Regions from separate parts of the Mus musculus genome. Here region 2 is linked to region 1. A link is a contact called in ENCODE Hi-C or POLR2A ChIA-PET data. All regions are on one chromosome and are shown on one strand. Each heading gives the region's core, a stretch centred on a gene start or an enhancer-like site at or near the end of the contact. The rest is flanking DNA. Distances are from core to core; before and after follow the strand shown. Region 1 has its middle 8.3 kb from the start of Gm34213. Region 2 overlaps B4galt1 (UDP-Gal:betaGlcNAc beta 1,4- galactosyltransferase, polypeptide 1).

What was found. A loop is a pair of places that touch in the nucleus more often than their neighbours do. ChIA-PET counts read pairs that join two places held with the same protein, here RNA polymerase II (POLR2A).
Region 2: a loop to region 1 is called in a map of heart, with 1.9 times the contacts of the local background. The contact joins two enhancer-like sites. A Hi-C loop is called at or near these places in 8 of 37 maps with a recorded cell type or tissue (CH12.LX, Patski, T-helper 17 cell and 4 more). POLR2A ChIA-PET finds 5 or more read pairs at or near these places in 4 of 5 experiments (Patski and embryonic stem cell).

The regions. Positions count from the first base shown.
Region 1 is chr4:40,778,849-40,783,769 of GRCm38, forward strand. No RefSeq gene overlaps it. Among named protein-coding and RNA genes, the nearest start is that of Gm34213, 8.3 kb to the left of the region's middle. Within about 2 kb of position 2,508, at least 1 of the 3 ENCODE cell types and tissues checked has a DNase peak (open chromatin) inside an H3K27ac peak, as active enhancers do; it is heart, where a contact is called at or near this core.
Region 2 is chr4:40,816,695-40,821,604 of GRCm38, forward strand. All of the region lies in intron 2 of B4galt1 (UDP-Gal:betaGlcNAc beta 1,4- galactosyltransferase, polypeptide 1), which reads right to left. Among named protein-coding and RNA genes, the nearest start is that of Mir5123, 31 kb to the right of the region's middle. Within about 2 kb of position 2,562, at least 1 of the 3 ENCODE cell types and tissues checked has a DNase peak (open chromatin) inside an H3K27ac peak, as active enhancers do; it is heart, where a contact is called at or near this core.

The DNA.
Region 1 (4,921 bases), core at 1,258-3,757:
CTCATTAGAGACCAGTCGCGCTCTTACCTGCTGAGCCATCGTTCCAGCCCCAAGTTACATTTTTCAAAGGATGTAATTTATAAGCAGGTTCAAAGATTAGGTAAAGCTTAAAATTTTAAGTGCCAAAGTGATGGCTCAGCTGGCAAAGATGCTTGCCACTTTCCTGACAATACTACTTCTATGCTTTGGGCTCACATGATGGAAGAAGGGAGGCTCCAGAGAGTTGCTCTCTGACCTCTGTGAGTACATGCACACACACACACACACACACACACACACACACACACACAAATACAAATTTCAGAAAATATTGAATTGCTGGGTGGGGGTGGGGGTGCATGCCTTTAATCCCAGCGCTCAGGAAGGCAGAGGCAGGAGGATGTCTGAAAGTCAGAGGCCAGCCTGGTCTACAGCATGAGTTGCAGGACAGCCAGAGCTACACAGAAACCCTGTCTTAAAAAATCAAAAAGAAGAGGAAAGAGAAAGGGGGCTAGGGGTGAGGTCGAGGAAGAGGAAGATGAAGAGGGAAGAAGGAAGAAGAAAAGGAGAAGGAGGAAGAGGAGGAGAAAATGTTTAAACACATTTTCTTATTTTTATTTTTTATTTTTTGTTTTTTTGAGACAGGGTTTCTCTGTGTAGCCCGGGCTGTCCTGGAACTCACTTTGTAGACCAGGCTGGCCTCAAACTCAGAAATCTGCCTGCCTCTGCCTCCCAAGTGCTGGGATTAAAGGCATGAGCCACCACGCCCGGTTTAGATACATTTTAAAATGTGCTAAGAGGAGAGAGCTGAGGAGGTGATGCTAATGATAAAATCTGACCATGCACTTACTCGTGGCATCTGCAGCCCATTTAGACCTCTCATCTATAAGACAAACTTGAAACAGAGTGTCTTGCCTGCTGTGCACAAGGAGCTGTATCGCCTATTACAGAATCAGTCTGCATGAGCTCCTGCTAGGTCCAATGAGCCAGCCGAAGACAAAGACATTAAAAGAGAAATTTGACACAGTCTCTGGATGACACCAGTACCCTGGCTTACCATGCTTCCAAAGCTTTGTGGCTACATAAAAATTAAAAAAAAAAAAAAAAAAAAAGTATGAGCCAAATAGAGCACGGTAGTCCGAGGTTATAATGCCAGAATTTGAGAGGTTGAGATTGAAGGATTACAGCAAGTTCAAGGCTAGCCTGAGACACTCTCTCTAAAAAACCAAACACTGGGGCTGGAGATGGCTCTGCTGCTATCTCAGGAGTTTCATTCCCAGCACTCACATGGTGGCTCACAACCAACTGGAACTATAGTCAGAGGATCCAAAGTCCTCGCCCAGTCTCCATGGGCACCATTCACAAACATGGTGCACAGACATACATGCAGCCAAAACACTCATACGTGGAAAATAAAAGTAAATAAATCTTTTTGTTTGCTTGTTTGTTTGGGTTTTGTTTTGTTTTGACACAGGATCTCACTATGTAGTTGTGGCTGTCTTGGAACTCACTACGTAGACCATGTTGGCCTTTAACTCAAAGAAATCTGACTGCCTCTGGCTCACTCACACGTGCTGGAATTAAAGGCATGCACCATTATGTCCAGCATAAAGAAATCTTTTTTTTTAATTTATTTTTTTATTGTCTATAAGTACACTGAGCTGTCTTCAGACACTCCAGAAGAGGGAGTCAGATCTCATTACAGATGGTTGTGAGCCACCATGTGGTTGCTGGGATTTGAACTTCGGACCTTCGGAAGAGCAGTCGGGTGCTCTTACCCACTGAGCCATCTCACCAGCCCCAAGAAGTCTTTTAAAACAAAAAAAAAAAAAAAAAAAAAAAAGAAAAGAAAAGAAAAGAAAGGAAAAGAAAGAGCTGGTTCGATTGTTTTTCTTATCCTGAAGACTTCCCTTTGCAGAGGGAATTGTAAGTTGACTTCTGCATTGTTCTGGCTTAGGGATACCAGAAGAATATCATCTGTAAACCCACAGGCCCCAGGTACCTGGCCCTAAGCAAACAGTTCATTTGTTGTTCTTAGACTTTTAGATACATCAAGAAAATGAGCATTGTCTCCATGAAGTCGAGCTCTCCTGACTGTCTCTTGAATTGAAGTTCTCGGCTTTCTACCGGCTTTCTACCGAGGAGCCCACACAAGGCCGTAGGGTAAAGGGCATCTTTCCCTTGTCAGTGTCCTCCTTAAATACCCCTCCATTTTAAATTCTGCCTCATCACAATTAACCCTTTCATGGAAACCACATTTCACCAGATATTTCTTTTCCCACTGTATGGCTCAGGGACAGACGATGACTTAAAGCAACCTGACTAGATTTTCTTTAGTGGTTATTAAATGACACATGACAGTAGAGACTGAAGAGATGGCACCACAGTCTAGAATCTAGCCTTGGATGTGAAGAAAGACAAAAAAAAACGGAATAGCAAGGGTGCAGCGGCTCCAAGCAGATTTAGAGGTGGGAAGGGCAGGAAATGGAGGAAGTTCACACCCTTTAACCTCAAGGCTCTATCTGTGAGGTGGTCCAGAGCAGCAGCTGGGGGATGGGCAGGATGTTGTGGCTTGGTAAAGGGAGTTGCTGTAAATAAGGAAGAAAAAGCAGCTTGCATTACCTCGAGGAATCCCAGCAGTGGCTACAGGTTTTAGGCAGTTGAGACATTAAGGGAGCCCAGCAGGGACCTGTTGGGCTGTAACTTGGTAGAAGTCTCAGTGAGGTGGAAGACGATGAGAGTCAGGGTTTGAAAGAACTGACATGTAGTCACTCTAAAACATTGGAATCTGAGACTAAGGTGGTACCTTAATCCTGACAGGAGTTGAGCCTGAGCAGAGCATCTAAAATGAAGGGAAACGTTAACTGGAGAAAGTCATGGAAATGAGGGGCAATTCCGCACAAGTGTAAAAATACAGAAACCAGCACATGGGGGATTCGCAGACAGAATTCAGAGACATGCAGATCCATACAGGCACGCAACACGGGATGGTGCTCATAAATCCACAACCTGAAGTACAGACTGTCCCCTCTTCTCTCTGCCAGCATACAACACAGAGAGGCCCCCACAGGGACACAGACGAATGCATATATTTAGATAGGAAGCCCATAGGTAGAGACATGTATAGTCATATGACAGATAAACTTTGAGTCACTCGCCGCAGTCCTGTGACTGAAGTGAGTAAGATTTCCCCCGGGGATTGTTTTTCTTGTTGAGTCTGGCTACTGTGGTGTCCACGTGGCACATTTGCAGTTGTCAAGAAAAAAAAAAATCAAAAAACAAAAACCCCAGAAACCTGAAGCCTTTCTCAAGTTAGAAATAAAGGGTTTGACACAGCCCAGCCCTGGCTTACCAGGGCAAGATGTCTGCTGACACTTTTGTCCATTTAGAACTGATGTTCCAGCTCAAGTTCTGCCCCAGGGCCTCTCAGTCACAGGAAACAGCCTCCCCCTAGCCCAAGGCACACCAAGACAGCTAGTGGCTTAGACTGAACACTCTTGCACAACCAGAACCTCCACCTTTCCCAGCCCAATCATTTTTCAACCCAACAAACCAGCCTTACTTCCCAAAAGCAGTCTGTCAGGAAGGAGAGGCAAGAACAAGAAGGGTGGGGTGGAGGTAAACGTTAAGTCTCTTGTGGCTAGAGAGATGAATCCAGGGTTAAGAGCACTTAGTGATGTTGCAGAAGACGGGTATTCAGTTCTCAGCACCCACATGGTGGCTCATAACTGTCTGTAACTCTAGTTCCCCGAGGGTCAAATGTCCTCTTTTGGACTAAGCCAGACATGTATGTGATGCACAAACATATGTGCAGCCAAAATATTCATACATGAAAATAAAGATAATATTTTGCTTTCACTCGAAGTCAAACTTTTAGTTCCCCTGAGTGCTAGTTCCTCTTACTTCAGCCCCTAATCCCTCTGTCCTGCCTCAGTAGAACCTCTCTCATCTCTGTATTCCAGAGCCTTGTCATGTCTTCAAGGGCGTTGACCACCTCCATGCTATCAAACCCAATAACTACAGAAAGACAAGGCTCAGGAAAGTAAGGCAGATTTAACTTCTTTTTTTTTTTTTAAAGATTTATTTATTTATTATATGTAAGTACACTGTAGCTGTCTTCAGACACACCAGAAGAGGGAGTCATATCTCGTTACAGATGGTTGTGAGCCACCATGTGGTTGCTGGGATTTGAACTCAGGACCTTCGAAGAACAGACAGTGCTCTTAACCACTGAGCCATCTCACCAGCCCTGGATTTAACTTCTTACAGTTTGGCTCAGTGAAGACAACCGGAGAATTAAAAAATATCTACCCAAACACAGGAGTAGAAATAAATGGGTGGGTGTAATGACTCCTTTCTCTTGGATAGATAGATATCTGCGGAGCAATGTGGGCTACAATAGACAGCTAAGAAAATGACCTTTCTTCAGAGAGATCCACTGCTTATGATAGTGATCATCTTATCTCAGTCAGCCACTGTTTTATTGCTGTGAAGAGACACTATGACCAAGATTCTGCAAGTCCCTGTACCTTTTCCTCTGTTAGCTCCCCACGCCCTCACCTCCAGGTTCTGGAAGTGGGATTATAGGGTATGGACTTCCTGACAGGCCCCGGGTAGGACTGAAGTCAGATGAGATGACATCTGTTACAGTAAATCTCCAACCCCAATAAGCATAGAACACACAACTCAGTTATAATATTTATAAGCTGCACGCCTAGATTGGGCAGATCTACCACTACACTACTCTATTCCTCAGCTATGAGATCTCTTGCTACTTGTGGCTTTTCCAGGCCCCATGGTCCTGCTCCATCTTCTGCCCATCGTCTCTTCCTCCATCTTCCTCTGTCTCCTCGTCTGACTCTCTCCTTCTTCTCTTCCCCCTCTCTGAAACCTCCAGCCCTACCTTTCCCTTCCACTGCCTAGTCACAGGCTCTAGCCTTTA
Region 2 (4,910 bases), core at 1,312-3,811, 38 kb after region 1:
ATGGTGGGTAAAATTTTAATTCCTCCTTAAAGGAAGAATTCAAGCCAGAGTTCCTCATGCCCACCTGGCCCTAAGCATGTGTCCTCATGAGAGCCTTTTGGGTGAGGGGGACAGAACAGGTCCCAGAGTCTCGTCTAGTCTCCAGGGAAACCCTGAGTCTGAGAAGCTAAGAAGGACAAAAGTGGCTTCCTTTGATTGCAACCAAGGCCAGAGGACCAGCTAAAGAAAGTCATGTTTCACCCTGTCCAAGTCTCAACAGCCTCTGTCCAACCATTCTGCCTTCCAGGGACGCAGGCCTACACTGTCATCAGCAGACAGATCCTGAGACCCAGATGGCCTGAGGACACACCAGCAATAGGCAGCTCAACAACAAGGTTGCTCCCAGGATTCTCTATGAATCAGAATATCTGTGATGGGAGAGATTAGGTTGTCGTACCCTCATCAAAAAGCCACTCCTACTCACAGTACCTTCAAATCCAGGGGCAGGTCTGTAGCCAATTGCAGTTGCTGACCATGCCCCAAGTATCTTTCTGTGCCTCCGAAGATGCTAAGACCTCGGCTGAGTGAGTTGTGAGACAGCTAGGAGCGAGCGCTCAGAGCTGAGGTCAGGAGCTGGGATGATGCAGAATCCGTGGCAGGTTAATATCTACTCTTCTTTCAGTTCCTAGCAGCTGGGTTCTAGTTTTTATGCATAATAAGTTGGTGGCTTTGGGCTTAGACACAGTCCCCAACAGAACTTGAATCTGGGACTTTTAAGTTTTTCGCCACTAAGTAAAAGACACAGGCTCTTCAGAACAAGGGCCCATACTCTTGGGAGGCAATTCTGTTAGCTACAGTAGTCACAAGGGTGAGCACATTTACTTCTGAGAACACAGGCTGGGAGAGCAGCATGTAAGACACAAGCTAAAAACAGAGACTTCTCTTTCAAAAAGCAATTTGTCTACATACTGGTTAATTATAAAGATGTGCAACGTATTTCTTAACATAACAATCCTATGTGTGAAAATCTAGCCTGAGGAAACAATCTTGAATGCAGAAGAAGCCAACACAGCAAACCTGAGCCTTGAGGATGTTTGCTACTGTTTATTTAGGCTTCTAATAAAGAAAAGGATTAATTGTGGTAGAACTCAGTGACCAATTACTATGAAAGCATTGAAGTTATGGATATGGAGACTATGAAACAGCATGGGAAGATGCTAATGATATGACCTGAGGAGAAAGACAAGATATAAACATTTATATACATACACTATGAGTGTGAGCTCTACCGGGGTTTAATCTAAAGCCGGCGAAGTCTCTCGGGTTCTGCATCATCATGAGCTGGCTTCCACTGATCTCGATGTTTTCCCAGCAAGGCCACAGCAGCCCTGTGCTTGCCTGGGAGGCACCACAGCTGGAAGACAGTCACAGGGGCTTATTCACAGCTTCCCCCTGCCAGAGAGGCCTGGCACTGTGTCAGATGTGAGGACATTACCAGAGTGGCAGTGGCAGCAGCGGTGGCGGCGAAGGTGACGGCAGTAGTTAGGATAGCAGCGGTAGGTAAGTCGACTTTTCTTTCTTTAGAGGAGGCAGAGAGGACAGAAGAGAAGGTAGGTGAAAAGTAAGAAGCCACTCATGAATAGGAAGGCGCTCCTCCTTCAGTTTGCTTTGCTACAAACAGGACTGACAAGTAGAGGCAAAAGTCCCCACTAGAAGGGAAAAGAAGGCACACGCAGAAGATATGGGCAAAGGGACCGGCAAGCCTCAGGCTGCGGCAGGACTCACTGGACCACTCTTCCAATAAAGCCAAGTCCAAATACACTGTCACTCCCTTTTTTGTGTAAATGTCTGGAGGTTATTCATTAGCGCTTGAGTACCAGTAAGTGCTACGACACTCCCCAGGAGAAACCACAGATGTGGTCAGACAGGGAGACAGCAGGGCAGAGGGTGGCACTCAGACTGGACTGGCAGACACTTCCACCACTCCCACTCCACCCCCGTATCAGTCATGCCCCAAGGCAAGGGAAGGTCAACCGCTGAGCCCTCTCCCTCCTAAAGTTCCATCCCCCTACACATCCATTGACAGCTGGAAGAGGAAATAGAAGACAGGTGACATAAAGATAATCAAGACAGAAGTCAAGTCCTAAGGGCCAAGAAGCAGCCACCTTCACGGCTCTGCTTTGCCATAACTGATCCTGACCTCCTGGAGGAACTGCTATCTTAGAGCCTAAAATGGTCCTCGGAGGAGGGGCTGGAGACGGCTCAGTGGTGGGGAACACATGTTGCATTTGTAGAGCATCTCTCTGAGTTTGGTTCCCAGTACTCACATTAGGAGGCCAACAATTGCCCATCATAACTCAAGCTCCAGTGGATGCCCTCTTCTAGCCTCTACTGGCACCTACATTCATGTATACACAAGTGTACACACACACACACACACACACACACACACACACACACACACACGTTTTTCAAAAAGTATCTTCAAAACAAAAACAGAACAAAGTCACAGCCAAACAAAGCACCATCTGACCTCCTAGCACAGGCTGGCACTCTCTCTTTCCCAAAGCCTGTCCAGCCAGGTCTGCCTGGAGGTATCACGAGTCACAAAGGCTCCTGGGGGCTTGGCAGCTATTACTAACAAGCTGCTGCCTCTCTCACATGAGCTAACAAGCCTCATGGTACACCAAGTACACATCATGGCGATCAGGACATTCTATCATCACCTAATCCCAGTCCGCCAGTGACCATGATCTGATTGCCTACGCAGCCTACAAAGCAGCCCTCACTAGAGGTCTATGCAAGTCAAAATACAAAGGAACACGAGAGACTGTGCTTTGGGTTTGGGGCTTGCTAGCCCAGGCTAGCCCCGAGCACACTATGTAGTGAGGCTAGTCTCAAACTTGCAATCTTCCTCTTTTTGGACTACAATTAGCGGGTTGAATCACCTATCATGTCTTGACTCAAAAGAGTTTTATGATTATGAGCCAACATGGGGCTAAAGCATATTATATCTTCCCCAAAAAGGAAGACTGCCCTAAGGTTTTATCACAGGCAGCCTATACCCTAGTCAGCAACGCACAGGAACGTCAGGTGAAGGGCCCTGGGGAGGGACTGTGCCAGTTTTAAAAGGGTCATAATATGGCCAAGCTAGGAGAGGAGGCTTTGCTTCCAGCAGGAATGGGCCCAACTAGAGAACCGGGGGCAGAGGGGTCCTGAGTATGGGTATCAATAAATGAGCAGGACTCAAAGAAAGAAACCCCATGTTCCAAACCCTGCAGAGTCCATTCTGGACTGCGGAGGAGATCCACGGTCAGACATGTGGAAGTGAGTCTGGCTAGGAACTAAGGATCAAGGGCCAAAATGAGACACAAAAATGGTAATTGTCCCTTGTACCAAGAGAAGGAGGAGAGGTCACCTCTACTTCAGGGGCTTCACAGAGCTCATGAGGTCAAGGCTTAAATCATATCCAGAAAAAGCCACCGGAGAAGGCCTATGCACAGAGTACAAGGGGGAGGTGACAAGTGTCTGGGTGAGAATGACAGGCTGCTTGCCTGTAGCAAGCTGTGTGAAGGGTGACAAGGAGAAGTGGCTGGAAGTAGGTCAGGACTATTCCCCAGGTGGCATCCCACGATAAGGTTTCAGATCACTCAGGTCCTTGCCTATGGCAGGGGGAAGTTGTTGAAGGCTTTAAGGTAAAGACGTGACACGGACAGAGTCAGAAAGATGAGGACCCAAAGGTGACAGAAGCACTGTGACACTGGGAAAGTTGCCTCTCAGCTGCTGACTCGGGGGCAAAGCACTGCAGTGGCTATGACCGACTGTAATTTTTATGATGGATACTTTCTAAAGCTCCTTACCTCTGCTTTTCTTTCTTCCTTTGTCTTTTTCATTTAAGGCTGGTGCTACCAGGTGGCAGCCTGACTATTACCTGGCTTTCCTGACTGAAGTGTGAGTGACAGAACACACTCCCTGTTTGTTATATGACGCCCTGACATTCATTTCCATACCAAGGTCTACCCCAGGGCTGAATTTAGCCTGATACCTAAGTGTCAGAGTAGGACCCATGACACCAAGTAGGATATGCTGAGACTCTAGCAAGACCTGCATACATATGGCAAGAGGAGAGACAGAACCCCAAAGGACACCCTTGCCCCTCTCTGCAACAATGGGGGAGCACCTCCCACACTCCCCTCCAGAACACTCATGCTGAGCTTTAAGTTTCATAGTGGCTGGAGGGGCCTACACTGAACAAGGTTAACAGCAAGTATAAACCATAGAAACCCAGTGGACTTAGGACACAACCTTCCTCCTAAAAAAGTTTATGAGGCATGACCCCTGAGTCTTCTTGAGAGCCTGTCTTCTGACTCACACCGGCTACTCATTATCTTCTGACCCCATAGAGGCCCTAACAGGTGGGAGGCAAGACCCTGATATTGGTGCTTCATTGGGCTAAAGCAGGAGGCTGGAAGAACAATAAGGAATTTACCAGCAAGGTCCCAGGCAGAGGCAACAGGCAAGAAGGACAGGAAAGAAATAACAGCTAGTGTTTATTAAGTAGTCAAGGGCTTCTGTGGCCTGCCCATGATCACAGACTGGGAAGTGGCTCTCCAGGTTATGGGGCTCACTTACAGCCCTGGATACCAGGCTTTGAGAAACATGCCAGGAAGAGGATACATGGCCTCAAGAAGAGCTGTTGTGGCCCAGTGGGAGGACATTATTGAACTTAGGAATCTTACCTGGGGCTTAGTTGCAACCCAGCGTTATTCATGTGACCAGTTCTTCTCTCTACTTGTCCCTGACTCAGAGCAGAATTTTTTTTATCCCTGCCCTCTGGGGTCTAGGCAAGCTCTAGAGAACAGTGACAGGGTAGTACACTGTTTCTCCTCTTTGCTTCAAGGCTGACACTCAAAGCTAAGGACCCGTGGATG